2 separate regions of the Mus musculus genome follow, and region 1 is linked to region 2. The links are chromatin loops, found by intact Hi-C in ENCODE. Cell type or tissue: gastrocnemius. All regions are shown on one strand. Each heading gives the region's core, and the rest is flanking DNA. Links, peaks and the distances in the headings are about the cores only. Region 1 overlaps Herc4 (hect domain and RLD 4). Region 2 overlaps Mypn (myopalladin).

Region 1 (2,916 bases), core at 125-2,624, 130 kb after region 2:
TTTCATTGACTGTCATTTTCTTGATGGTTTATATATAAAAATGTTAAGTACTTAGAGTTTCCATGTTTTTAAGATCTTAAAGCTCTAGTCCTTTCAGACAGGAAAAAACCCTAGCTGATGACATGGCACAATGTGGAGCAGCCGTTTTCAGATTCTGTTTAAACTGTGTTCCTTTGTTGCTTTAATGCTCCTTTTTTCAAAAATTAATATTTATGTATTTTGCATATATGTATGTACTGCACATAGGCTGTTGTACACATGTGGCAGTCAGAAGACAACTTTTGAAAATTCATTCTCTTCCACTTACATAAAGATTATTTGAAGATGGAGCTTGGTTTAGTGGTGCATGCCTTTAATCCCAGCACTGAGTCAGAACCAGGTGGTTCTCTATGAGTTCAGGGACAACACCGTCTACAGAACAAAGTCTAGGCCAGGCAAGGCTACATAGTGAGACTTTGATAGATAGGTGGATGGATGGAAGGGAGGAAGGAAGGAATCTAGTTCTTCATTTCCTTGAATTGTCCTTTTGTGGTGGAGGGTGGTGGGTGTGTGCACAGATGTCTGCAGATGTGCATTTACTTCTGTGTGCATGTGGAAACGGTGGGTCTATGCTGACTGTTCCTCCCATCCCTGAGCATTGTAGGTTTTGAGAGATGATCTTGGGCCTTCCACCCACCCTCCCCCATCCACCACCACCAAAGTTACAAGTACGTCCCACACCCAGCGTTTCATGTGGGTCCTGGGGAATCCAAGGTCATTTCTTCATGTTCCTTCCTGCACCAGGCACTTTATCAACTGAGCCAACTTGGCTGCTGAAGATGAATGCATTTAAGCTTAAGTCAAATAGTTAATACCTTTATCTAGTATTGTATAATCAGTCTTTATATTTAATTTTTATTGTATACTATATTTATTTAATATATTTAATTTAATTATTATTATGTTTATTTAATTTTAAAGATCAAGTTCTTTACTAAACCTGGAGATTGCTGGACTACAAGGGTCTTGGGGATCTTCTTGTCTCTGCTTCCCTAGTTCTGGTCTTATAAGCTCACACTGCCACTCATCGGTCGTAGGGGGTTGGGCTTGAGTCCCGCTTACAGAGCAAGCAGTCACTAAGTCATCGCTGGCCCCATTAAAAAAAAAAATAACAGTCATAACTCTGTAGCATAGGTTGGCCTTAAGCTGTAGATTCTCCTGCCTCAGCTTCTCAAATGATCAGATTCTGCTTATATGCCACCATATCCAGGCCTAAATTGTCATTTAAATCTTTATTAAAAACAAAAGGCAAGTAGTAATATATATCATTTATTTTATTTTTAGTGAGATAGATGGAACATTTTCTTCATCTGGCTGCCTAAATGGAAGTTTTCTGGCTATTAGGTAAGTGGCAGTTCCTTGATTGACTGAACCTTTCAAACTTGAGTGATGTATTAAAGAACTAATTACTACATACTTGTAACAGTCGGCAAGTTTGTACATATGTATAGTGTACTTTGATGAGACAACCCCTCATTGCTCTCTCGTACCTCCTCCCCACTCAGCCTCTCTTACTTTCATGCCCTCTGTGTCTGTGTGGTGCCTACTGAGTTTATTAAGTTACTTGTCTGAGCAGGCATGGGGTTATAATACTGGAGCCTGGGGACTGCTGAGTGGCTACAGCTCTGCAGAAAATGACTCTCCCTCTCTTTTCCATTTTTAGCAATGACGATCACTATAGAACAGGTACCAGATTTTCAGGGGTTGATATGAACGCTGCTAGACTCTTATTCCACAAACTTATACAACCTGATCATCCTCAGATATCTCAGCAGGTTTGTTTTTAAGTGCTTGTATATTTACTATTTAGCTGCTGGATTTTTACATAGTATTTTATGTTTGCAGCCTAATTAATTAACGTTGTGTTTTATGGATTTATATTATACTTCATAATAAAAAATTTAATGGGGCTGGCGAGATGACTCAGTGGGTAAGAGCACTCACTGACTTGCTCTTCCGAAGGTCATGAGTTCAAATCCCAGCAACCACATGGTGGCTCACAACCACCTATAATGAGATCTGATGTCCTCTGCTAGTGCATCTGAAGTCAGCTACATTGTACTTACATATAATAATAAATTTTTTAAAGGGGGGGGGGCTGGTGAGATGGCTCAGTGGGTAAGAGGCACTGACTGATCTTCCGAAGGTCCGGAGTTCAAATCCCAGCAACCACATGGTGGCTCACAACCATCTGTAACAAGATCTGACGCCCTCTTCTGGAGTGTCTGAAGACAGCTACAGTGTACTTACATATAATAAATAAATCTTAAAAAAAAAGATTTAATGCCAGGTGCAGTAGCACACGCCTTTGATGCCAGCACTCAGGAGGCAGAGGCAAAAGCAGATCTCTGTGAGTTCGAGGCCAGCCTGGTCTACAGAGTGAGCTCCAAGACAGCCAGGGGTACACAAAGAAACCCTGTCTCAAAACCAACAAAACAAAACAAAAGTAAAAGTTTTATTTTAAAGCTAAACTACAAGTTTAGATATTAAAGAGGCATAAATCTTTTCAGATGTTTGTAGCAGACTCTAAATACTTTACTGATTTGGGTCTGTTAATAGCTTTATTTAGCCATTGTGATAGTTTAAATGATTATTAAATAAAGTTGTTTGAAATTTCTTCGCAATGCTTAGGCAACTGTTTTTATTGCGTTCCAACATACATCACTGAAAGATGTCCATTTTATGTTTCACTCATTTCATGTTTGTCATAGTTCTTGATTTCCTTTTTTCTCTCTTATGTGTGCATATGTGTGTGTGCATCTCTGTGAAGTGCATTCATTTTAAATGAAGTAGGTTTTGCTTTTTGTCAAAATATAGGTGGCAGCTAGTTTGGAAAAGAATCTAATCCCTAAACTGACTAGTTCCCTACCTGATGTT
Region 2 (2,916 bases), core at 163-2,662:
TCCTTCAGCCCCACAGCTGAGCCATCTTGCTGGCGCTGTTTTGATTTTGTTTTTTAGAATAAAGTGGCCTTGTTAGGTAGCTGAGGATGACCTTGAACTCTTGATTCTCCCGCCTCCATCTCCTGAGGGCTGAGAATCAGAGGCGTGCACCACTAGGCCTGGTAAATCCAAGGTCTTCTACAAAGTCTCATAAAGAGATGTGTCTACTCACACATAGAGATTAGTTAGGTAAGCCATTAGGGCATGGTGTGGATGATGCTGCTTTAGTCAGGGCAGTAGACCCCAGGCATCCTCTGATGCTGTGATGCTGATGTGGATTATACAATGTGTCTCCCTAAACAGTCGATACAATGTATCTCCCTAAACATTCACATGTTAGAAGCTTCTTCCCTCAGGTGACAGTGTTAAGAGGTAGTGAGACCATCAAGAGGCGACTTGAGAGGTCGTTACTGGCTCCTTTTCTCTTCCTTTCTTTTTTTTTTTTTTCCAAACGAACTTTTATGTATGGTGTTCGCCTGTGTGTGTATGTCTGGAGAGCACAGATCTATGCCTGGTGCTCAGGGAGGCCAGAGGAGGGTGCTGGATCCTCCTCTAGAGCTGGAGCTATGGATGGTTGTGAGCCGTTGTGTGGGAGCTGGAGACAGGGCACAGGTCCTCTGGAAAAGCAGCAAGTGCTCTTAACCACCGAGCCATCTCTCCAGTCCCTTCTTTTTTTCTTTTAAAACCCTGTCTCTCTGCATGATTCTCTTCCTATTCTCCGCCACAAGATCATCACCAGAGCTAAGGCAATACCACTGTTAGACCCTTGAAATGCCAAACCTCTTAGGTACACAAACCTCTTTCCTGTATAAAGGACCCAGCCTTTGGTATTCCATTGTAGGAGCAAAACCCAAACAAATACACACAAGGAGCACAGACTTGGCTGCGTTCATTTCATTTCAGTCAAGCTAAATGAGACAGTCCCCAACTGAGGAAGCCCAAGTTAATCTTTATTGGAAATTATGGATCTGAAATAAAGTCACTATAGTCCAAAGTCCTCATTCCTCTGAGGTCAAAACAATGGTCAAAGTGCAAATCTTCGGTTTGTTTTTGTTTTTGTTTTTTTGTTTTTTGTCACCACAGAGTTTGAGTTCATTCATTACACACCCGACAGTCTGGAGAGTCTCTGTGACCAGGCAGCCCTGAGCCCTTTGTCCCTGCTCTTCCTGAAGATATTCCAAGAATGGAAGCATTTAATGCAGAAGAGATTTGGAAACATGCCTGCTTTGCCCTGCCTGATAGCAGCAGTGCTGTAAATGGGTGTTCCTGCTTAGTGGATCTTGCCTGGCAGGCTCAACGCAAAGATGCCTTCACAAACAGCTTTTCAGCCAGGCATAGTGACACCCTTTAACCCCAGCACTTGGGAGGCAGAGGCAGTTGTATCTCTGTGAGTTTGAGGCCAGCCTGGTCTATGTAGTGAATTCTAGGGCAACCAGAGCTATATAGTGAGACTCTGTTTTTAAAAGCAATCAAACAAACAAGCACCCAGCCAACAAAACAAAACAGTAACAGAAATAGCATCTCTCTTATTGGTTAAAATACATTATCAGTTAGGAGCACTTGTTCTTGCAGAGAACTAAAGCTTGATTCCCAGTATCCACATTGTGACTCACAATTGTCTCTAGCTCCAGTTCTAGGGAGTCTGCTGCCCTCTTCTGGCCTCCTTGGATGCAGGTATGGATGGAGTGCACATACATATATACAGATAAAATACAAAACACTCATCTGCATAAGATAAAATATTTTTACGTATAGCTCCAAGGTTCATGTTGTTATTTATCTTTTTAAATCCAGATGTTTCAGTCTCTTTAGGCATGAAGCACAGAAATGTGTGTAGTGCCTTAGGCTGTAGTTGGTCCAAAAAAAAGAGCTTAGTGATATAAACCAATGGGAGATGTCGAGAGGGCTCAGCAGGCAAAGGTGCTTGCCACTAAGCCTGAGGATATGAGTTTGATTCCAGGACCTACATGGTGGGAGGAGAAAACAGATTCTCATAAGTTGTCCTCTGACTGCCACACTTGTGCTATGACAGTTTGGTTGTCATGGGTGGCCCGGGCTAAGGATGCAGAAAAGTCTCTGGAACTGGTGGGCTGGGAAGAGGGATGGTGAAGCCTTGAGAAATCTGGATCTGGCCACTGGCCCAGTTATTTCAGGGTTTCCTGCCTCTGCTGTTATATAATGTAGGGCTCTTCAAATTCTCCCTTCCCCTGCCCCCTTTCGATCTTCAAGTTACTGCTGAAGCCGCCAGAGCTAGGGCTGAGGCAGCCTTGAAAGCCAGCCAGGGCAGCTGCTGTTGAGTGGGAGGTGACAGGAGCAAGATTCTAATTTGGTCACCTCCCTCCCTCCACACTCAAGACGTGTGAGTGCTGTTCTCTTCCTAAGTAGAGTGAAATGTTTTTGATGTTGCAAAGAGGAGGAGGAAGGGTGGTCTAGCTCCATACACAGAGTGTTTCAAAACACAGGAAGGGTGCTGAGATGGCTCAAAGGGAAAGGGTACTTGTTGCCGAGGCTGAAACCTCAATCCCATCCCTGAAACCTACAGGGTAGAGGGACAGTCCATGCCAAAGAAGTGAATACATGTGAAAAATAGAAACAAGGCATAGAGGGTGGGCTGAGGATGTAACTCTGTTGGTAGAGAGGTTGCCTAGCAGGTACAAAGGCCTGGGTTGAATTCCCAGCAGCTGCATAAAAGCAGGTGTGCTCACGGATACATTGTAACCCTGGTACTCAGCAGGTGGAAGCAAGACCAGGAGTTCAAAGTCGTCCACTGCTACTTAGAGAGTTTGAGGTCAGCCTGAGGCTTTGCCTACACCGACAACAAAGCAGGGGCTAGGGATGTAGCTCAGTGGCAGAGCACTTACCCAGCATTCACAAGCA

The links. Peaks named below come from ENCODE experiments on the same cell type or tissue, not always from the same donor. Only the 100,000 strongest peaks of a DNase experiment are listed, where the experiment ranks them.
Region 1: a loop joins it to region 2, with 2.3 times the contacts of the local background. A loop is called at or near these places in 5 of 42 quality-filtered maps.

What each region holds. Positions count from the first base shown.
Region 1 is chr10:63,286,196-63,289,111 of GRCm38, forward strand. It overlaps Herc4 (hect domain and RLD 4), which reads left to right. Exons shown (of 25, transcript NM_026101.4): 12 at 1,324-1,383; 13 at 1,703-1,814; 14 at 2,857-2,916. Among named protein-coding and RNA genes, the nearest start is that of Gm51767, 10 kb to the left of the region's middle. In gastrocnemius, for the core only: no CTCF peak of the experiment used is centred there; no DNase peak of the experiment used is centred there.
Region 2 is chr10:63,154,856-63,157,771 of GRCm38, forward strand. The region is part of intron 6 of Mypn (myopalladin); the gene reads right to left. Among named protein-coding and RNA genes, the nearest start is that of Mypn, 48 kb to the right of the region's middle. In gastrocnemius, for the core only: a CTCF peak has its summit at 1,686 (motif pointing left); no DNase peak of the experiment used is centred there; H3K4me3 peaks cover 347 bases; H3K27ac peaks cover 2,296 bases.